Regions from separate parts of the Homo sapiens genome. Here region 2 is linked to region 1. The links are chromatin loops, found by intact Hi-C in ENCODE. Cell type or tissue: heart right ventricle. All regions are shown on one strand. Links, peaks and the distances in the headings refer to the core of each region. The heading gives the core; the rest is flanking DNA. Region 1 has its middle 28 kb from the start of JAKMIP3. Region 2 overlaps JAKMIP3 (Janus kinase and microtubule interacting protein 3).

Evidence for each region. Peaks named below come from ENCODE experiments on the same cell type or tissue, not always from the same donor. Only the 100,000 strongest peaks of a DNase experiment are listed, where the experiment ranks them.
Region 2: it touches region 1 in a loop (2.3-fold over the local background); 41 of 110 quality-filtered maps call a loop at or near these places.

Annotation. Positions count from the first base shown.
Region 1 is chr10:132,031,708-132,043,425 of GRCh38, reverse strand. It overlaps a transcript of JAKMIP3 not described here. Among named protein-coding and RNA genes, the nearest start is that of JAKMIP3, 28 kb to the left of the region's middle. RefSeq lists an enhancer at 3,503-4,340. In heart right ventricle, for the core only: CTCF peaks have their summits at 6,224 and 6,423; a DNase peak (open chromatin) is centred at 7,051; H3K4me3 peaks cover 1,326 bases; H3K27ac peaks cover 883 bases; H3K27me3 peaks cover 4,255 bases.
Region 2 is chr10:132,130,227-132,141,944 of GRCh38, reverse strand. It overlaps JAKMIP3 (Janus kinase and microtubule interacting protein 3), which reads right to left. Exons shown (of 24, transcript NM_001323087.2): 4 at 8,418-8,633; 5 at 6,785-6,904; 6 at 5,869-6,015; 7 at 4,795-4,926; 8 at 4,656-4,691; 9 at 3,767-3,826; 10 at 1,366-1,494; 11 at 1-25. Among named protein-coding and RNA genes, the nearest start is that of JAKMIP3-AS1, 51 kb to the left of the region's middle. RefSeq lists enhancers at 1-297, 3,649-4,170. In heart right ventricle, for the core only: no CTCF peak of the experiment used is centred there; no DNase peak of the experiment used is centred there; H3K27me3 peaks cover 939 bases.

The DNA.
Region 1 (11,718 bases), core at 2,078-10,077:
AGGTACAGTGCAGATTTGTATAACACAAACATACACACACACACACAAACGGAAAGGGCCAGGTGCAGTGGCTCATGCCTGTAATCCCAGCACTTAGGGAGGCTGAGGTGGGAGGATCACTTGAGCCTGGGAGGTCAAGGCTGCAGTGAGCCCACATCACACCACTACACTCCAGCCTGGGTGACAGAGTGAGACTCAAAAAGAAAAAAATTAAAAAGTAAAATGCAAACAGCCTATAAAATACATTGACCAGCAGAGGGAACAAAACACAGCCACATTCAGAAATAAACTATTACAAAGCTTCCCAACCAGGAAAAGCCTTTTGTGTTTTTGAGAGAGGATCTTGCTCTGTTGCCCAGGCTGGAGTGCAGTGGTGTGATCTCAGCTCACTGCAACCTCTGTCTCCTGGGCTCAAGTAGTCCTCCCACCTCAATCTCCCGAGTAGCTGGAACCTCAAGAACGTGCCACCATAACTCGCTAATTTTTGTTTTTTTTTTTTTGAGACATGGGGTCTTGCCATGATGCCCAGGCTGGTCTCGAACTCTTAGATTCAAGCAATCCACCCACCCTGGGCTCCCAAAGGAAAAGCCTTTTATAGGACCAGCCAAGTAAAGCTGATACAAAACAGCTCTTCAAGCACCTGGTTTTCTTAACTATTTCTAATACCCTAATGATCCAGGGTGAGTTACAATGGCAGAGAGCTCTAAAACCAGAGGAAAGGAACAGACGGGCTCTCCAAAGCTGCTCCAGGATGCTATGGCCTGGCTATCAGAGGACACAGGCTCCAGCCCTCTCCCCACGCAGTCCCTGGTTCCTGAGAGCCTGCACTCATCCCTGCAGCCAGGATGGGGAGGGAGGAACTCCAGGTGATCCAGGGTGGCCGCACCATGAAGAGGAGTGAAGATGAAAAGAGAAACACAGCAGGCGCCGTGGCTCACGCCTGGAATCCCAACATTTTGGGAGATCGAGGCAGGCAGATCATTTGAGCCCAGGAGTTCGAGACCAGCATGGACAAGAGAGAGACCCGTCTCTACAAAAATACAAAAATTAGCCAGGCGTGGTGGTGCAAACCTGTAGTCCCAGCTAATCAGGAGGTTGAAGTGTGAGGATCACTTGAGCCCAGTAGGTGGAGGCTGCAGTGAGCCATGATCATGCCACTGCACTCCAGCCTGGGTGACAGAGACCCTGTGAAAGGAGGAGGAGGAAAGAAGGAAGGAAGGAAGGAAGGAAGGAAGGAAGGAGCGAGCGAGCAAGTGAACTAGCGGGGCACGGTGGCTCACACCTAAAATCCCAGCACTTTGGGAAGCTGAGGCTGGCAGATCACTTGAGGTCAGGATTCAAGACTAGCCTGGCCAATGTGGTGAAACCCCCACTCTATTAAAAATACAAAAATTAGCCAGGTGTGGTGGCACATGCCTGTAATCCCAGCTATTCGGGAGGCTGAGGCACAAGAATCACCTGAACCTGGGAGGTGGAGGGTGCAGTGACCCGAGATGGCACCACTGTACTCCAGCCTGGGCAACAAGAGCAAAACTTTTTCTCAAAGAAAAAAAAAAGAAAAGAAAGAAAAAAGAAAGAAAAGAAAGGATAGAAAGAAAAGAAACACAAGCAGCCATGGAAGAGGCCTGAGGTGGGATCCCAGGCAGAGCAGGTGTCTGCTGGCACAGGCTGGCCACGCGACAGTTCAGGCCAGCTATAACGGACGATGAAATTCTCTTAGCAGCTCACATGCCCACCCAGCCTGGGCCACGGGGCCAGCGTGCTATGTTTCCAGCTTTCCTGACCGTGGTGCTCAATGATGCCACCAGCCGCAGGAAAGGAGTGGGGGTGTCGGCCTTGCTGGCCCAGCCCCAGCCAAGTCTCCCATACTCCCAACACCAGAAGATGCACCTCCTAGGGCGTGGGGACACGCGGCAGAGGGGCCACACTGGCTCCTGGTGTTTACCGCTGTGCCCGTCCGGGGCAGCAGCTCCCAGAACACAGCCCATGCTGCCGGGATCCTGCATACAGCCGCCCTCATCCTCTCACCTCCTCTCAGGGTTCCCCACCCTGGCTGTTCCCACTGGCACCTACCACCCACTCCAGCCCACCCGGACCCAGCCAGCTCTCCACTCCCTGAAACATATGCACTCCAGTTTGTCTGATCCACAGGAAAGCCTTAAAATAAACAGGTGATGAATGTTTATAGAAAATGTGGTGTCAATTAGCTGGACATGGTGGCACACACTTGTAGTCCCAGCTACTTGGGAGGCTGAGGCATGAGAGTCGCTTGACCCCAGGAGGCAGAGGTTGCAGTGAGCTGAGATCACACCACTGTACTCCATCCAGCCTGGGTGGCAGCAAGACTCCATCTCAAAAAGAAAGAAAATGTGGTGTGCACATCTGACGAATGCCGCTCAGCCGCGAGACACAGGTGCTTCTGCCATTTGCAGCCTGGATGGACCTTGAGGACACCATGCTAAGTGAAATAAGCCAGGCACAGAAAATCGAGTACTGCATGATTCCAGTTCTATGAGGTGTTGAAAATAGTCAAATCACAACAATAAAGACTGGAAGGGAGGCTTCCAGGGCTAGGAAGTGGGAGCTCTCAACAGAGAAAAGTTTCTGTTAATGTTAAGTGAGAGGAATAACCTCCAGAAATCTGCTATTCTGCGCTGAACCTGCACCAACCACCAAGGGTCATTGACACTTTAAGTGTCGTACACTTAAAATTTAAGAGGATTTATTTCATGTTAAGTGTTCTTATCTACCACGATAAAAAAAAAATGAAAATGAAAAAAAAAAAAAGCTCATCGGGAGTGGTTCACAATTGTAAAGGATTAAAATCAACCCAAAATACTTTATAAGGAACTGATTAAAGAAACAATTGAATAGTAAAAAAATGCTCATGAATATGACATTTTTAAAAAGCAGGATATAAAATGATTATAGCATGATCCAAACTCTGTGTGTGGCTGGGGGAGTCTGCAAACCCATCAGCGGTCAGGAGGTCAGCAGGCAGCCAGCAGATGTATAGATACGGAGCGAGGGGAGGGCCCTGTCTCGGTCAGCTCATCCCCATCACAATATGCCACAGACCAGGCAGCCTAAACAAGACATTTCTCGCAGTTCTGGAGCTGGAAGTCTGAGGCCAAGGAGCCGGCCGGTTTGGTTCCTGGTGAGGGTCCTTCCTGGCTTACAGAGCTGCCTCTGTGCCCTGTGGAGAGAGCCCGATCCCATGTCCCTTCTTGTAAGGGCACCCATCCCATCCTGGGGGCCCACCCTATAACCTCATCTCACCCCGTCAGCTCCCAAAGGGCCCACCCCCCCAATACCATTACATTGGGGGTCAGAGCGCAACCTGTGAACTTGGGGGACACAATTTGGTCCACAGCAGCACCTAATGACTTACAGCAGTCACCTGGGCACGTGTTAGTTATGAGTACTGATTGTCTTCATCCCAGCCTTCTGAAATTTTAGAATTTTTATAAACAAAACAAAGAAGCACGAGCTTGTGAAGGAACCCAAGTGCTTAGTGTCATGGCAAAGACTTGGGGAGCAGTGAGACCTCCACACACAGCGTGACTTGCAGAGGCGCCCCAGCACGTGAGGCGTGGAGGTGGGGGCAACCCAGAGAGGCTGTAAGAGCCAAGTCAATACAGCGGCTGGAGGCCGAGAGAGGAGGCCAGAAATGAAGCTTCCCCCATCTTCAAGACCTTTGCTGGATGCCGCTGTAGGGAATCGGGGGCCAGCCAGATTTTCAGACCTCACTGGTCTGACAGCCCAGCGCTATGGAGGGAGTGGGGGTCGCCTCTCTGGAGTGCACAGATGTGCTGCTGTACTAAGAGACCTCTGCCAGGGAAGCCAGTGAGCCACAGGCAGGTGACATGCAGCAGGAAGTCCTGGCACGTGTAGAGGGCCAGGCCTCTCAGCCTTGCAGGGACCACGCTGTCCAGGGGCCATGGGAGAAAGGGTCTAGCCCTTGGCCTTACTGGGAAACGGTGGGTGGCCTGACTGAGACTGTTCTGCTTGGGGGTTGCAGGTATGGGGGGATGTCAAAACCGGAGGGGGCAAGGCAGGGCAGACGGGGGCCTGGTGTGGGATCCGGGCCCAAGCTGAGGTGACTAAGTTCCTGAATCACAGCTAAGAGACATAGGTCCTGGCTGGGCACGGTGGCTCATGCCCATAATCCCAGCAGTCTGGGAGACCAAGGCAGGAGGATCACTTGAGATCAGGAGTTCAAGACCAGCTTGGGCAATATACCAAGATCTTGTCTCTATTAAAAAAATGTTTAAATATTTTTAAAAATGAGACAGAGGTTCGAATGCTGAGTTTGCAACTCCACACTCCTTAGTTCTGGTGATTTTAGGCGATGTCTGTACCTCCTCCCTTGCTGAACTGCATGCTCCTTGATGTGGCCTGAGCCTGGTTCCCCGTGTGGCCTCACGAGCGGCTCCGCTGGGTGAAGGGTGTGGCCTCCACCTGCCTCTGCAGCTCTTCCCAGCCCATCCCGGGCTTCTCCTGAGCCCCTGCAGCCCAGCTCTTGTACCCTAACAGGGGGACACCCACACCCCGTAACACAGGTAAAGAAATGGAACAGAGCCTGCCATACATGCAGCAAGTATGTTTATGATGGTTTTTTTTTTTTTTTTTTTTGAGACAGTCTCATTCTGTTGCCCAGGCTGGAGTGCAGTGGCGCGATCTCAGCTCATTGCAACCTCTTGCCTCCTGGGTTCAAGCAATTCTCCTGCCTCACCATCCCGAGGAGCTGGGATTACAGGCACACCATGCCCAGCTAATTATTGTATTCTTCATAGAGACAGGGATTCACTATGTTGGCCAAGCTGGTCTAGAACTCCTGAACTCAGGTGATCCACCCACCTGGGCCTCCCAAAGTGCTGGGATTCCAGGCATGAGCCACCACACCTGGCCATGGTTGACTATTTTGATCATCGCTATTTCTTTTGTGTCGTCTTTTTTTAAAAATTAGCTTATTGTTATGCCATTTTCCACAAACTCCTAGATCTTGCAAAAGTGTCATGCATGCACACTTGTGGGACCAAACCCCAGAGCCTGGAACCTGCTGACTATGAGCTGACTGCCGTGGGGGTTGTGCCCTGTGCGTGGGCTCCCTCGGGGCACCTGGAGTGTGAGAAACGCTGACTGCAGGGCATGCTGAACTGAACCCACCTGAACGGAACCCACCACCAGTCCTCTTCATCTTTCCCTTTCAAAATCTGGATTTCAGTGGCTATCATTGGAAATTGACAATAAAAGCCAGAATCATGTCTGGGCAGCTATTTTCAATATAAATAATGTCCTAAAACAGGAAGCTTGTCCATGGACAGATCAATTTGCTTGAAAAATCCTACTTAAAACAAACTATATCCTCAATGAACTCCAAACTATAACTTGTTGTTACATAAGTTGCTTCTTGCCAGGCATATTACTTTGTAGTAGAAAGCTGACCAGGCCAGACAAGGAGTGACATTCCCGGCTTCTTCCAGATTTGTGGCAAAGGCTGCAACCGACTCGGGGCCAATTGGTACTGCTGTTCTCTACAGCCCCAGAGCAGCCCTGGGCCAGGCCCCCGGGGCAGGGGTAGGGGGAAGCCTGCGCTGCGGCCCAGGCAACTGAAGCCCAAACCAGATATGCGCTTGGCCAGGCTCTTCCTCCTGAAAGGGCTGCAGGGTGCCTGCCCGCCTTCCGCTGAGCCTCCTGGAGACACTCCGCCCTCCCCACTCCAGTTTACTAAGGGGTCAGCAGAGCAGCCCGACTTGCCCTTTACTTGAGGGAGGGAATCCTGCCCCAGCTGCCAAAGCCAGCACTGATTCACCACCAAATCCAGCAGGGGTCTTTTGACCCCTGCGTTTAATCCTCAGCCCCTGCAGACACACGGCCTGGCACTTTCTCCTCCTGCCACCCACCCGCAGGTGGAGGGAGGCTTCCCCAACACCTAAGAGCTCCCTGGCTCCCTCCATGACAACGGATTTCCTAGGTTCTGCAAGCGAATCCCAGGTCTGCGCGTCACCACCCCATTTCTTACATTTGCAGACAGCTTGCCTAGGAGAGCCTCCTGTGCATTCCAGCACCTCACCAAGAAAACAGCCAGCCAGACCTCAGACGGGGGCAGGAGGGAGCCGCTCCAACTCCCAGCGGCTTTCCACGAGAGGCAAGGTCGCGGGTACACGCAGAGAATATTTTCTAGGAAAACTGTCCAGGCCGGCGCCTCCTCCCGACCTCCACCAAAGCCTTTATTCTCTGGCTTCCCGTATCGTCAGCATCCCACGGCCACGCTGGCCATCCCTGAAATGGGGGCTGTGAAATTTAAAAACCAGACACCAACATAAAAATAATCGCACGGCGCCCCTTTCCGCGGGAGGCACAGTCGGAGACACGGAGATGCGGGTCCCCAGCCCTGGCCCAGCACCTGCGCGGGCCCCACCCAGCGGCCGCGTCACGCCAGCGCCGAGGCCTGTGCAGGGCAGGGGGTGCCGTGGAGAGGACCCGCCCACGGGGGGACCGCCGGGAGAGGCAAGGAGGACCCCGCCCCAGACAGGGGCGTCTCTGCCGCGGGACCCCCTCCCTCGGGACGTCGCCCCCCGCCCGCCCCACGGCCGCCAGGGCGCCCGCGTCCCGGACGCACCGTGCCAGACGCAGCGCAGAGGCCCGGCCCCCGGTCGCGGCCCCACCCCGGCCGCTGCTCACCGAGGCTCCCCGCGAGCGACTCTGGGCGGCGTCCGACGGACCGGATCGGCCATGGCAGAGGCGGCGGGCGGGGGCGCGCGTCACCGTCACCGCGGGCAGGAGCCCCGAACCCGGCCCGCCCCGCCGCCCCCACTCCCGGGCGGTCCCCGCGGCCGCGCTCCTTGCTCGGCGACGGCCCCCGCCGCGATCCTCCCCCACGCAGTCCCGGTCTCCGCGGAGCCGCTGTGCAAGCTCCTAAAACAGGGCTCGGCGTGGCTGAAAATAGCCCGGGGGCCGCGGGGCGCGCGTAGGGAGCCGGGCACCGGGCGCCGCCGGCTTAGAGGGACTCACCCGCCGCTCAGGCCGATCCCAGCGCCATGCGCAGCACGGGGGAGCTGCACGCGTGCGGCCTCACCCTTAACTCTTGGCGTCCCATCCCCGAACGCTGCCTCCCCTGGCCTGTTGCGAGAGAAATGCTTTTTGGAGTCTGGCATTGAGCAGATGAAGCAGCTGCTGCGGATTGAGAGCCACAGTCTCAGCGCTGCGCCGGGGCCTGGGATCGCAGCTCACCACGGCCGCGTGCTCCGGGCTGGGACTTCAGGGTAAAGCGGGAGGAAGGTCCGCACCCACTTGTTGGTGTTCAGCCCACGTATAATCTCCATCCACGCCACCACGGCCACACGGATGCGCGCTTTGTGAAAGGCTGGGATAGAGCAGCAGAGCTGGCGACCTCTGCAGAGCTGGGAATCCCCTGAACCACGCCCCCCACCCCCACCCCCACCCCCACCGAGCTTGCAGGTGCAGGAGGAGTCCTGGGGAGCACGCACGTGGAGCACAAAAGCCCCCTCACCTCCAGACCCCTCCACACGGTCTGTCGGTCCACATACCTCCTCAACTCCAATCCTCCAAACCTGTGCCTTCTAAGCCCCTGATCATCAACTGTCCCTCCAGGTAAAGGAGAGGATAATCAGGTGTGAGGCTTGAAGTTTGGCCAGCTGCATGGAATTCCTTTCCACCACGTCCATCAGGGCCAGCTGGAGTAGGGCTGTGATGCTGAGCCCGGGCCCGCCGCACCAGCCTAGTATGCAGAACCATCTGTACACCAGGCTCCATTTTTCATTCCTCAGCTTGTTTTAGGGAACTCCCCATAAAACCAAAAATGCAGGTGGAGGAGCAAGGATTGCAGAGGGAGTGGGTGCCTTTGGAGGGCGAGCCTCCTGCTCATGTGGTGTCTCAGGGTGTCTCGGATATGCTTGAGGACAACCTCGTGTCAGTCTGTTCGGGCTGTCATAATGGAAGTGTATTTCTCACGGCTCTAGAGGCTAGAAGTCCAAGATCAAGGTGCTGATGGGGTTGGTTTCTGCCGAGGACTCTCTCCTTGCCTCACAGAGAGCCGCCTTCTCTGCAGGTCCTCAGGTGGTCTCTCCTGTGTGTGCTCATGTCTGGTGTCACACCTTTTCTTATGGACACCAGTCCCATTGGGTCAGGACCCACCCTGATGACCTCACTTAACCTTGATGGTTACCTCACTTCCTTAAAGGTCCTGTCTGCAAACGGGGTCTAGGCCTTCAAAATATGAATTTTGGGGGAACACTATTCAGTCCATAACAAACCTCACATGTACTGCCTCCATGTTTATGATAGTTTTGTTGGACAGGCCCATCTCTATGGCTTGGTGGATCAGACAACACCAGGTACTGATTGACAGCTTATGTTGCATGATCTTTTAGTGAATTGCAGTGAAATGTGCTGTCTACTCAACCCATGAGCAAGCCAGCAGCTGTTTCTCAAAAGGGAATGGTGACCTGTTGATGAGGCGATCACTCAACAATACTCATCAATAACCATGATTGTGGTTGTTCTGTCAAGGTTTGCCACAGGCTCCACACAACATTCTTTTAAGAGATGAGGTCTTACTATATTGCCCAGGCTGGTCTTGAACTCCCTGCACTCAAGTGATCGACGTGCCGCAGCCTCCCGAAGTGCTGGGACTACAGGTGTGAGCCCCATGTGCCTGGCCCTCCATATGACATTCTCACACTCCTCAGACACTCAGATTGCCATGGGTTCACCACGTCATAGGGCCAAGTGGAAGAAAGGCTTGTCTGGCAGCCTAGTCAGCAGGCCAGCATTTCTCTTGCTCTGAACCTCACTCAAAGTTCCTTGTTAAATAGGAAAGCACACCCAAATTTTGTATATATGGCCTCTGTGTTAGTCCGTTCCCACACTGCAATAAAGAAATACCCAAGACTGGGTAATTTATAAAGAAAGGAGGTTCAACGATTCACAGTTCCACATGGCTGGGGAGGCCTCAGGAAACTTACCATCACAGTGGAAGGGGAAGCAGGTGCGTCTCACACGGTGGCAGGTAAGAGAGAGATGAGAGAACGAAGCGGGAAGAGCCCCTTATAAAACCAGCAAATCTCGTGAGAACTCACTCAGTATCACAAGAACAGCATGGGGGAAAGTGCCCCCGTGATCCAATCACCTCCCACCAGGTCCTTCCCTCAACACCTGGGGATTACAATGCAAGGTGAGATTTGGGTGGGGACACAAAGCCTAACCACATCAGCCTCCAATATTCAAAGAGGTTTTAATAGTGACACGTACAGCTTATGGCAGACTGCCTCTCCCTCACTTTGGAGGACTTTCTGACATGTTCCCATCCTCTGAACCCCAGAAACGATGCTGAGGGGGCACTCGAACTTTCATGGCTATCTTCTCCCCTCACCTGGCACCCGTGTGCCTTTAGCCAGGTGTCCAGGGTACTTGCTACTTCCTGTTCATCAGGTCCTGTGGCTGTGATGCTTGCAACACAGCTGATCAGCATCATTTGGTGGGGATGACAAAGGCCGCCCTGGACTAAAATGTGGCACAGAACAGACTTGGTTACTGTTGAATCAAGACTGTGAAGGTGTACTGATGTCCCTACAGTGTGAAAGTGAACTCTTCCTGGTATTCTGTGATTGCTGGTACAGAGAAAATAAAATGCATTTGCCAGTTCTATAGTCACATGCTAGATGCCGGGAAGTGAACTGATTTGCTCCATTGTTTCAATCAACATGCCCCATCCGCAGTAGCCATTCAATTGAGATCACGACTTGACAAAGCTTAGGATAACTCACAGTCCTGCCCCATCATCCATCTGTTTCCACGCAGGCCAGAAAGTGAATTAAAGAAATCACCACCCCCAAATGTTTCGAGATTTTGATGTGGCACTAATCTACGTGATTCTCCCCAGGTAGGCAACAGTGCTTTGAGGTTACTGTTGTGGTGTCGGGCAGGGGTCCCACAGGATCCCAGGAACTTTCCACCTTACGGCCATCTTTCCAGAATCAGGGAGCAGATCTGGGAATCCCATCCATCACTGAATATTTCTGTCTATTCTGACTCTATTCTGAAAAGCAAAGGAACAACCACAGACTAGAGTCACGGACTGGGCCCCCTGGGAGTTGGACTCACAGCAAAACTTGTGTTCATTCTGCTCGTTATAGACCCTCACTCTTGGCGGGCATGGTGGCTCACACCTGTAATCCCAGCACTATGGAGGCAGAGGTGGGCAGATCGCCTGAGGTCAGGAGTTTGAGACCAGCCTGGGTAACATGACAAAACCCCGTCTCTACTAAAAATACAAAACTTAGCCAGGCGTGGTGGCACGTGCCTGTAGTCCCAGCTACTCGGGAGACTGAGGCAGTAGAATCACTTGGGAGGCGGAGGTTGCAGTGAGCTGAGATCGCGCCACTACACTCTAGCCTGGGCAACAGAGCAAGACTCTGTCTCAAATAAATAAATAAGTAAATAAACCCTCACTCTGCCCAACAGGTCACTGGGTTCTGTCTCCTGGTGATCCATGTTGGTTCTGAGTTAGTGTCCAGTCATCTCCCACAGCTCTGAATACGCCCCTTTACCCGGCGCCTGGTCTAGGGAACCTGGCTGCAGTTTCTTTAGGAAAAGCTGGAGGAACTTTCTAAAAACATGTTTCTGGTGCTAGCATAGGATCCTTCCCCAGGGACATCAAACGTTTCCCTTACTGAAGGGACTGTGGGTCTGTGAACGGATTCAGGTCCTGGCGTGGACTGAGGAACTGGAACTTCTACACAGTGACTGAAGGCTCTGGCTCTGTTTGCTTAACTTAGAGTTTGTTATTTCAATCAAATGTGTCAAATAGGCCAGGCACGGTGGCTCACGCCTGTAATCCCAGCACTTTGGGAGGCTGAGGCGGGTGGATCACCTGAGGTCAGGAGTTCGAGACCAGCCTGGCCAACACGGTGAAACCCTATCTCTACTAAAAATACAAAAATTAGCAGGGCATGGTGGCACATGCCTGTAATCCCAGCTGCTTGGGAGGCTGAGGAAGGAGAATCACTTGAACCCGGGAGGAGGAGGTTGCAGTGAGTGGAGATCGTGCCATTGCCCTCCAGCCTGTGTGATGGGAGCGAGACTCCATCTCAAAACAAACAAACAAAAAAAAAGTGGTAAATAGACCCTTAGTGGGCTTCCCATCTATTTCACTCTTGGCAACTGCGTGGCAATTTACTACCACAAAACACTCCTGTGGCTCAAGCCGTTCTGATCACCACCCAATTCTTCTGACAATTAAGGTAACTTCACCTGTGTTGCTTTGGCAGTTAAGAGCTGTTACCCGACCTCTACCTCCACAGGGTCCAACTCTCCACTGAAATCAGGAAGCCCATTTGCAGCAATCCCTCTACCTTGGCCTCCAGAGACAGCCACTGAGGTGCCATCCAGGGATTCAGGCACCTGCCTCACTGATGGGTGTCTTATTGTCCTGGGGAGGGGAGTGCCTCTGTGCCCTCCAGGGGGAAATGGGGGTGGCAAGAAATGAATCCACCCCCTCAGCCAGGCACAGTAGTGGTACACACCCATAATCCCAACACTTTGGGAGGCTGAGGCAGGAGGACTGCTTGAGCCCAGGAGGTCAAGGCTACAGTGAGCTATGATCATTCCACTGCACTCCAGCCTGGGTGTCAGAGCAAATCCCCATCACTATTAAAAAAAGAAGAAAAATTCGGCCAGGCACGGTGGCTCACG
Region 2 (11,718 bases), core at 1,996-9,995, 99 kb before region 1:
GCTCCGTCTCCTCCTTGGCCATGCCCTGGAGAGACACGGATGCCACACACGCACAGAGACACAGTGTCAGTAGCCAGCACCTCCTCCGATGGCGGGGCCCCGGGGCTTCCCTTCTCCCCAGATATCAAATGGTGTATGGGGGGGTCTCTCTAGCAGCATGAGGGAGGGGACCTGCTCCAGTGTGCAGGGAGGGGCGGCTGCCTGGGGACTCAGTGCTGTTTGGAGAAAGGTTTCCCTGGGGAGGGGAGCACCGAGCCCTGGGGTGGGAGCTGAGTCGGCTGCACGGCTGAGGACAGGGTGAGCCTGCTGGGCTGGTGGCCATGGCCAGGGGCTCAGCTGGGGCTCCTGCTTGCTAGCCAGGCTGCCCTGACCCAGCAGACCCTCTGTTACCAACCAGGCCTGCACACGCTCTGCTCTGCTGAAACACGTCCTGGGAAGAAAGCTGGGCTTTGTGAAGGGGGTAAAGTACCCCAGGCAGCACGTCTCCTCCCAGGTGCACTCTTGCAGGCTCACCCTGCTAGCTGCAGTGCCCCCCGTCACCCCAGGGAGAAGACAGGTGAGCCTGCTGCTGCCTTCAAAGGGTCCCGGTGGACCCCCGGGGCTGGAAGGGTTGGCCACGTCTAGGAGTGACTGAGCCCAGAAGCCTTGGCCTGGCCCAGTTCCCCTGCCCAACCCTGCACCTGAGGCTGTGAGAGGATGTCTTAGATCCCTCAACAGGTCTATGGCCATTGGGCCACCCTCCAGGGTCTGCCACGGGAGGCCCAATCCTTGGCTGTGCCATTGACTGCAGACCCCACTCCTTGTCCCACAGCCACAGGGTCTGGGTCCCACAACACCAAGCCCCGACCTGGTGCTGAAATGGCTGCCTGCGCCTGAGGGTAGCCGTCCTTCTGGAAGAAGGGGCTGGTGGGCAGACACACCTGTGCTGTTATCAGAAAGAAAACTCCTGCTCAACACCCCTCACCCTAATGTGCTCTTGGCACTGAGACCAAACTCCCTGATGAGTGGTTCAGACCCTCCTGGGGAGGCCCCTTAGGAAGGGAGAGCTCACCGTACCCCTATGCAGAAGGGGCGTAGGCTCAGTGGCAGAAGGAGGCATGGTTTGGCCTTCATGGGAGCAAGAGCGGGCCTCAGCCCACACCCCAAGCCATGTCATGGGAGCTTCTCACCGTGCCCGAGTCAGCTATCAGCGGGTCAGTGCCAGTGAGGGCCGCGAAGGGCTTCCCCGTGAAAAGCCGGCAGCCCATGCCCAGCCAAGCCCAGGACCCGGCAGGAGACCCTCGTTACCTCCTCCAAGCCCAGGACCCGGCAGGAGACCCTCGTTACCTCCTCCAAGCCCAGGACCCGGCAGGAGACCCTCGTTACCTCCTCCAAGTCATCGTCCGGGGTGCACGGGGTCTGGTCCGTCCTGTCTGTTTGGTAAGAGACGGAGGAGCCGTCGGATTCCAGGGAAGCCTCTTCGTCGTATCCAAAGAAGGTCTCCACAACCACCGGCTTGTGACCAAAATGCGACGTGTCAGTTCAAACCAGACCCAGGCACAGCCGCCTCCTCCCGCCGCCTCCTCCCGCTGCCCAACGGTGGGGGCCGCAGCCCCACCCTGCGACACACTCCCATCTCTGTCCCTGGCACAGGCCGAGGAGGTGGCCTGGGTGTGAGGGGCGCTCTATGGCAAGGCTGGCAGGGCGGGTGGGGAAGGGGCCTGGAGTCCCGTGGGTGAGCGGGTCCTGGCCCTGCCCTTGGTGGTGGGGAATGAGGCCCTTCGTGGGGCACCGTCCCTGCGGTTCCCTGAGGGTGGTACCCGGGTTAACAGAACCGACGATGGGTGCCTTCCCTGTGTGATCTCATTCCCAGTGATGCATTTCTGTTCCATTTTTTAAAGTTTCAGTCCTTGACTGATTGGAATACAAACAAAAACGGGGTCCTCCGCCAGCTGGTGTGAGAGGCCCTGCCTTTGGGGACCCTCCAGGTTCACCCCGACGTCTGCATCTTTAGGGCCCCCTCACCCCTGCCTTCAAGAATCGAAGAGGGACTCATCTGGGTCCCCTTCAGAAGTGTTACAAAATGGAAAGCCCGCCATCTTCTTCAGTCCCTTCTGCCGTGGCCACAGTGGCCTCCAGGTCTCCTCCCAGTTCTTCTGCCAGAACCTTCCAGCAAAACTCCCTCAGGGACCCCAGGGCCACCCGACTTCCCCTACTCCCCGCCAACCACTGGCCCCTGTCCTGTGTGCCTCCCCACACCCTGTGTCCTCCCTTCACAGGGCCAAGGCGTCTGCTGGACACTTCCAAATCCCAGAGGGGTCCCGAGCGGGGAGAGCCTGGACAGCTCCTCCTCTCCACCTTTCAGAGGGCAAGTGTTTGTGACCGAGGAGCATCTCACAGTCTAACAGCGAGAAAACACTGCTGACAGCTTACAAGCCACACACACACTCACACTCACACATACACACTCACATACTCTCACACACACTCACACATACACACATGCAGACACATATACACTCACATGTACACACAAACACACACACACACTCACACATACACACTCACATACTCATACACTCACATACTCACACACGTACAGACGCATATACACTCACATGTACACACATACAAACACACACACATACACATACACACTCACACACATACACAGATGCATATACACTCACATGTACACACATACACACACACACATACACACACAGATGCATATACACTCACATGTACACACATACACACACACACTCATACACACACATACACAGACACATACACACATGTACATACACACTCATACTCACATACACATGCACACACACACAGATGCATACACACACATGTACACACATACACGCACTCACACACACATACACATACACACACACACACACACACTCAACATAAAGCAGGAGATGAGTTAGGTCCTTTGGCAGCTGCTCCAAAGCCTCCCTTAATAAAAATCATAGGTTTATCACAAAGGATTCTACTGTAGAGAAATGATGACAGGTGTTCACATTTCCTGGGGACGTGGGTCTGCCCTGTGGGGCCTGTGGATGAGGCTGCCACAGCCTGCAAGTGTGGCCGAGGACGGTGAACGGCAGGACAGGCGAGCGTGGGGTGTGTGGCACAGCCAGGATGGGTGAGTGTGAGCAGCCTCAGCCGCCCGTCCTCAGAGCCGTGCATCCCACAGGTCGTGGGGACTCGGACCCTACACAGGCAGTGAGGACACCAGAGCCGGCACCTCTTCATTGCTAGTGTTGCTGGTATGGTTGTTACCAATTCCTATCTTCTCTTGGAAATTTGAAAGAAACAAGTTTATTAAAAATGATAAACAGAATATTTTCTTTGGGTCCTATTTTGGTCATTTCACAGTAACAATTTTTAGAAATAATAAAATTGTTTTTTCATCTCCAAAGACTGATTCCTACTAAGCACACGCCAGCACGCTCTCCACACACACCAGCGCTCTCCACACACGCGGGCGCGGTCCTCGGCACACACACCCAGCGCCCTCCACATACACCGGCGCACCCCTCTCCGCACACACCCGGCGTACTCTCCACACACGCGGGCGCGGTCCTCTCCACACGCACCCGGCATACTCTCCACACACGTGGGCGCGGTCCTCGGCACACACACCCAGCGCCCTCCACGTACACCGGCGCACCCCTCTCCGCACACACCAGCGCTCTCCACACACGCGGGCGTGGTCCTCTCCGCACACACCCGGCGTACTCTCCGCACGTGCCGGTGTGCTGTTCCTTACCTTGGGAAGTTTTGCCATTTTCTTTCTTTGCTTCCGGAATCTTAACAGCTTGTCCCGCTCCTGCGGAAGCCAGTTGAAGAGGTTGTGTAAGTGGTAGAGCAGCTCCACCGGTTTCAGTCCACGGTTTACTGCCCGTGTGCCATCATTTGGATGACAGGGAAGACGGTGTCTGGGCTGGCTTGTCCCCACACCACAGCGGGAGGCCCTGGCTCCAGCTCTGCTCCTCGGGGAGCTCCTGTCTCCAGGGTGACACGGACGGCTCCCCAATTAGGTGGGCTCTGAGCTTGTCTTGCTCAATGGTCTACCAGCTCCCCTTCTAAATGCGTCCAGGGGCCACACGGGGCAGGTGACTTGAGGGGCACACAGTTGTGGGAAGCTGGAAGGGGACTCATGGCCAGGGCCCCTCCGGACCCTGCAGGGGTGGCGTCCACATCTGTGTGGGGACTGGCGCCCTTAAAATACTAAGGAGACCAGGGTCCTGCTGCTCTCCGGGGAACCCATGCTGTGGTTTCATGGCCGTGATGGTGAACCTCTTGGGCTGCGGCTGCCTGTCTGTGCTGGCCAGGGAGAAAGGCATGGTGGGGTGAGCAGCCGGAGAAGGGCAGCCGTCTGACCCTGGCCATTAACTGAGAAACATGATCGTCCCAAGCTGGTGCTGTCTCAACTGGGGCATCAGTGGGTGTCCCTGGCTCCTCTCTGACCCACACTGAAGGGCGTCAGCCACCCGTGCACAGCCTTGGCCAGGTGGCACTGCAACAACAAAATCCACCCGAAAGGCTGCCGCGGCCGCTTCTGTCTGGTCTGTGAGGAGCCCTGGGCACAGAATGGGTCCCACGGGCAACTGCGTGGGGAGCGGAGGCGTGGGGAAGCGGGCGCTGACCATACTTACTAACACGCTCTTCACGTAGCCGGCGGTCTCAAGGGTCTAGGAAAGGAAGACAGCATGTTACGGAATTGCTCAGGGTCCCTGTTAGCCAAGCCCCTTGGGAGCCAGAGGACGGGGCCGCAGCAAACAGCCCGCCGGGTACCTTAGACAGTTCATCTATGAGGTTTTGCTGCTCCACAATCTGAAGCTTCAAGAAATCGACTTCTCTCTCATCCTGACTTTGATCAAGGTCATTCAAGGAACTGGGTCTCCGTATGATTCCAGCTCTCTGTCTCTGAAACGCCAAGCAGCCCACATCACAAGTTGGGGAGTGAAGGGGTCTGGCTGAACACAGTGGGTCGGCGGGGGGGTCTTCTCCCTCAACCCGGGCTGCCACTCTCAGCTGCCCGGCTGGCGGCCTCTGCTCAGGCCTCAGAACAGCCCAGCTGCAGAGTCCCTGGGGAAATGAGGCCTATGTGGGCCCAGTCCTGCAGCAAGGGCAGGTGTGTGCAGCCCGGACAGACACACATGGGCCCTGCGGGTCTCCCAGAAAGCATGGCTGGAGGGGATCGCTCACAGCCCTGAAGCTGACACTGGGTCATCTGTGCCCATTTCCCATGTGGCCTCCTCTCCCAAATCCCTCCTGACTCTAATTCAGTGTGAAAAGAAGGGGGCTTCCATAGAGAGGGGTAAGGAGAGCGCCTCTCCCCCACATCCGGCTGAATTACTCATTGAGTAAACTCTGGCTTCATGGCCTTTGGGGTCCTCAGGGCAGGGGAACGTGGTGACACCGGCTGACGGCCCCCCACTCCTGGCTCATGGCCTTGGCGGAGCAGAGACTCCCTGCCCCCGACTCCTGCTTGGCGCTGTGTGCCAGGCCTCCTCTCCTCCCCAACAGCCGGGACTCCGCAGCCTCTTACTACCCTCGCCCGGGATTTTCCGAGTTGGAGGCCACCTGTTCCAGGCCCTTGAGTGAGACGTGGGCAAACAGGCCTGGGGAGGGGACGCCCCACAGCCGCATCCTTTGCAAGGTCAGGGCCTCCTCCAAGGGTCCCCCTCCCCAGGGCTGGGCTTGGCGGTTGCTCCCCTTCAAACATGCGTGAGGCCAGACTCCAGCAGAAGGCCTGGCCACCCGCCCGGGACCGGCTGTCATGCTAAATCTTGCGTGGAGAAGGGAGGAGATGCTGCCTGGAGCTCGGGTGCGACCGTGGCCCCGTGGAGCCCCCCACCCCCTCACCATTTCTATGTTCTCCTGGGTGACAAATTTTAACTTGTTTTCCATTCGGCGTAAAGCATGAGACAAATCCTCGTTCTTCCGACTGAGGCGCTTGTTTTTATCCAGCAGAGGCTTGTACTGACTCTCAGCTTCTCTTACGCGCTTCAACTGAAAGACAACGCACTATGTGATTGTTCTTTAAGTGACGGAGAACCAGCAGGTCTCCACGCAGAGTCGGCTGACTGACCACAGCTTGGGCTGCAACAACGCAGTCCCCAGCCCTCTACTTGGGAAGTCCACGCCTCCAAGTGGTGCCCACTGGCCCAGCGCCCGGGTGAACCCACTTGCCCAGAGCACTGGTGAACCTGCTCGTCCAGTGCCCAGGTGAACCCGCTCGCCCGGTGCCCTAGTGAACCCAAGCTCAGGGCTGGGCTCGGCGTCCCCGGGGGTGAGTCCCGTCCCATTGACAGATGGGGATGAAGATGAAGACCAGCAGTCTGGGGCCAGCGCTTTGTCTTGCCAAGAAGGGCTGTGGTAAAACCACCCAGCCTACTGGACCCTTGCAGACACGTGACAGCTCACGCACCCTCCGGGATATCGAGTTACCTGGAAATCTCAGTGGCTATAAGGACCAATGGCAACAGCCCCACTGAGAGGCCGCGTCTGCACATCCCAGATCACCTGCAGAACAGAGGCGGCTTCTGCCCCCACTAACGCAGAGCAGGGGTTAGTCAACCAGCCCTTGAGGGGCAAATGTGACCCCTACCTGTTTTTGCTAATAAAGTTCAACTGGAACACAGTCAGGAGACTTCGACGCAAGGCCGGTCCTTGCAACCACCACTCCTTTACGCAAGGAATTTTGAAAGTGGATGCCCCCCAGGTCCCCAGCTCCGCAGTCACAAACCCCCAGGAGCCAGAAGCCCCCGCCCGCGCTCACCAGCTCATTCCTCTCTTCCGACAGCAATGCATTGCGGTCCTCCAGTTTGCGGATAATCGCACTTAACTCCGCGATTTTAAGCTGGAAGCGCCGGGCATCTTTTTCATCCAACTGCTGTTCCTAAAACAAAAATCAACTGCAAATAACGGTTCCTACCCACAAGCCTGGGAAGCCTTTGCAAATCCCAGCACGCTACGGGAACAAAAACGCTGCCGTGGGACGCGCGCCTTTACCTCCACGCGGCTGCCGGGAAGGTTCGGAGCCCCCCGGGGAAAGGCACCCAGCCTGGCACTGTGGTTGCCGCAACCGCGTGAGGCAACAGAACCGACGGGCAGAGCGAGACCCTACCTCACACACAACTATTTTAAAATAACATAAAGTAAAATAATGAAAAGGAGCAGACATGTCTAGAAGTATGCAGATGGAGAGGGCGGGGGCGTGCAAATGCAGAAACCGCGAGTGTGGGTGATGCCAGGAGGACGTCTGCCAGCTCCCAGCCCTCTGCCTGGCCCCTGCCGCTGCCCCTTCAGGAGGGTGCGCGCCCCCTGCCCCACGGGGCGGCATTTCTCTGGTACGATGACATGAGCACGGGAAAGACACTTGTGGGAGACTTCCAAAAGAGGTGACCTGCCTCCAATGGGGCTTCTAAAGAGCCGCTTTTGGGACCCCTGGGACTTCACTCAAAAATTGGTGAAAACATTTGAATCCGGTTTCAGATCTCTCTGGAGTGAATGCTGTAGTCTACCACGCACCAGCAGGAGGGGCTGGATCTCATTCAATGAAGCTGTCTGAATGAGATCTTAAAATAATATTTTCTATTCTTGAAATGTCACTGTCCTAGGACCGGCTCAGCTCACACACAGTTTTATCCTCAAAGCGAACAAGCAGCATCCAGGATGGTCCTGGGCCCGACTCGAGTTCCTCATTCAACAGGTGCAGGAGAGGCTCGGGGTCAAAGACCCAGAAGGACCAGCTGGAGGGTCCCTGGACTTCAGATCCCCCAGCGCATCCCAGAACCACGACAGAGGATATGAGTGCGGAGCGGCAGCAAGGAAGCGGGTGGAGCTCAGCCCGGGGTGGTCGGCAGACCCCACACGACAGAGCGGCCCAGGGAGGAGCGCAGAGTGGCATGATCACATGAGAAGCGGGTGGGAGGGTGACTGGTGATGAGAGTGCCGGAAATCACCCTTGAGGGGCCAGCTGGGCACGCGGTGGGCAGGGAGCCGGTGCACCAGCCTTCCCGGGCCAGAGGCAGAGGCCGTGTGCTTGGAGATGGTGGCAGCGCATACCCAGCACAGCCTCCTCCCACCAACCCAGGGCCGGACTCCGGGCCAGCAAGTGCCATGAACTGCAGCAGAAGGGTGATGAGGCCGGGGCCCACGGGAGGGTGACAGGGCCAGAGCTGATGCTATGTAGACAGAAAGGAAGGAGACGAGTCCACCAGCCCTCTGGACCAGAGCCAGAGGAGCTGAGCACCTAGGGCCAGGCTGGGTGGGGAGGTGCCCAGGCAGGAGGGTGCTGCCTCAACTCGGGCTCTGGTCTCCTGGGGGAGTGGCCCATGCAGGGCCATGCAGCCACATGGCCAGGTCTGTCTGTGACACGGGGTGGGCCGGTGGGCCTGGGAGGTGCTTACAGGGCTTCCCGAGTGGTCTGAAGCGTCTCCTGCACCAGCTGCATGAGGAAGTTCCCGTCTGGGGCTGCCCGGGTGCCGGTCGGCCTCTCGGACCTGGGACAGCTGCTCATCTAGAGCCTCTTTTTGGAGCTGCAGTCTCTGAGCATGCCCGGCTTGAACCCCTAACTCTCTCTCCAGCACGAAGACTGCTCTGTCTTTAAATTTTATCTCCTCCATCTACAAGGAGAACAGAACACAATCACACAGGCGGCAGGACACGGATCTGCAGTTACCATAGAAACGGGCGCAGCCCTGCCAGGCTCTGGGCTCTGAGACCGGAAGCAAAAGCGAAGCATCCTGGACTAAGAGCAGGAGCCCGTGGCCCTGGGCTGAGGCACGACACCCGGGCTCCCAGCAGGCCCTGGCTCAGCCGGCTACGCAGAGCTGCTGCCAGCGGGAGACTCCTTCCTGACGGTCCCCGGGCTCTGTGTGCTCAGCAAGGCACCCCATTCCGTGCTGTCCTGCCGGGGCCCTGGGTGCACACAGGGGTGGTACTTTCTAGCAGGGTCAGCAGAAACCACCTCCAGCTCCTGACTCTGCTGTAGGTTGGACAGAGAGGAGGACACCCAAGTTACCCACACTCTGCCAATAGGAAGGTGCCACGGCCAAGTTTCTTCCCTAAACAGGCAGGGGAGACCATGGGGAACAGAAATTCTGGCCTGAAAGCCAGTGCTACCCCTTCCCCAGCCCAGGCCCACTCCCCAGGGGAGGGCTGTGCAACGTAGGGGCACCACTGTGGTCCTTGGACACCGCCCCTCCATGCTTCTGGGCATGGCTACAAAGCTGGGGCCCCGCACAGCTGTCTTCAGGCAGAGCCACACTGCTCATTAATCTGGCTGCGAGCCAAGGCTTTTGGGGTGAGACGGCAGCCCAGGGGTGTGCAGGATGTCTGCCCCACCAGTGGCTGTGAGAGGTCGGCGGCCCTCCCCACCCTCCCTACAACGTGGCGCTTTGTGCTCAACCTATGAAGGGAAGAAGTCCTTCCTTCCGGGGATATGGCAGCCGCTGCCTGCAAGTACCCCGCCCCGCTTCCGGGCAGGAATGTGCCAGCCAGAACGCGGGCACAGCAGACCCGACAGCCCCCGCTCTTCAGACAGACACGCTCGGCACTTTGGGCATCATTTTCCACGGCACTAGATTTATGAAAAGACAAGGTCTTTGGGGATGAACAACTCAGTTTGAAATATATTTTCAAACAACAGAGCAGAATGGGATATCTTGCTGCTTTACCCATTGTTTGAGGTTTAAACAAGCTAATAAATCTGCTATTGCTGAAATTAGCTTGGAAACAAAGAAATGAGATGTCTAATTAGCCTGGATGGAGCAAGTGATGAGCTGAACAGAAGAAAATAAATCCTTAATTGCTAAATCCCCATTTTCTCTGCACACAGCAATGCTGAAAGAGGCAACACAGTCAGTTAGCAGGAATGGGGCCGGTGAAATAAGAGCGTGTCCATCAGCAGCTGTGCCTGCGGCCTGGCATTTACACTCTCAGACTCAAACAAGATTTTCTTTTATCAGGAGCCCCCACCTTGCTCACGGTGGGCTGTTTCCAGCAGCAGGCAGGGCAGGATTCGGGGGCTTCCCATGCCTGTGCAGGCGCCGCACCCCACCCTGCACTTCTTCCCATGGGGCTGTGGGTGGGGGGCGGCACACCTGTCTCCTGTCCCACCTGCACCCACACAGACACCCGGGGGAAGAGCCCTCCCAGCGGGTTCCGGACTGAGAGGGCTCCCAGGACACGGGACGTTCAAAGCTGAAACAGGCGTCCTGGTGCACCAGGCTGCAAGCATCACCCCACTGCCAGCATCTTCCACTGGGACGAATGCTATGGCTTCCAAACGGCCGCCCTGTGTCCTCTCCTGTGCCTACCCAAGCTGCTCCACTCACAACCCTAGAGTCAGCTCCACAAACAAGAGTCAGAGGCTGTCATAAAACATCCTACCCCGGCACTAAGAACAGGATCCACAACACTTGCTGGAGCCCCCGGGTGCCCCAGAGCTCCCATCTCCCCGGGCCCGACACCCTCACCCCTTAGGTACCCTGTCTCTCAGGCCCCCATACCCTCACCCCATAAGCTCCCATCTCCCCTGGGCCTCACACCTGCACCCCAGAGCTCCCATCTCCCACACCCTCACTCGTTAAGTCCTGTGTCTCTCAAGCCCCCACACACTCACCCCATAAGCTCCTATCTCCCCAGCCCCCCACACCCTTACCTCATAAGCTCCCATCTCCCTGCCCCCCGACTCTTCCCCATACTCTTCATCCCCTGAACTCCCGTCTCCCCACAACGCCCCCATACTCCCTCACCCCATGAGCTCCCTCTGTTGCCTTCCCCACCCACCAGGACCTCCTCACTCCCAGCTGCAGAGGATGCCTGGAAACTGGAGAGAAGCCCCTTGAGACGGTACTCTCCAGGACAGGGGGTGTGCAGGCCGACGCTGAGGCTGGAGGAGAGAAGATGCCCCTCCACTCTGCCCGCCCCCGACTTGCCTGCCCCCAAGCATGCCCCGCACAGTGTCTCTCTGCATGGGGCCCCGACATGCAGCATCACAGCCACCTGTGACGGCTGTCCATAGGCAGAACCCTGAGCCCCCCAAGATGAGCATGTAGAACCTCTAGGGTGGAGCCTGGGAAGCTGCATTTCATAAGCCTCCCTGCTGTGAAGCCCACGGACATGATCTCACCACTGCCCCACAGTGCTGAGGCCCCTGCACACATGCGTCTCGCCACAGCCATGAAGCATGCTCACTACACAGGCCACGTCATCACCCCCAGCATGGTCACTGGCAGCTGTGGCTGCTCCCAACCTGGGCTGACCACGCCTCAGTGCCACAGACAGGTGACTGCCTAAGGTGTTGGCAGAGTACCTGCAACCCCCGAGCAGGTCTCCTGACCCAGGGCCCATGGAGCCAGGATCCTTCCAAACACTGGGCCTGTGCAGGGAGCCCTCACGTCTGGCAGGCGTCACTCACACCACCTCTTCCTCCAGAGGAGTCTGCACCTCAGGGGGGCCCTCCCTCCGCATCAACTCTTGGTTCTGTGGGTGGTGACGTGAGCACACGAATGCGCCTTGTGAGACAGAAAAGGCTGCTGCTCCCAGCGGATGTGCTAGAGATAAGGAGATGTGCTTTGTCCTAGCTGGGGCTTGTTTTCCTAGCACAGAGGGTCTTAATGAGAGAAGGAAGGACCTCCATCACCCAGCTCCCAAGAGCTTAGAATGGGTGGGGGAGATGGGAAAAAAATACACAGATGAGATACA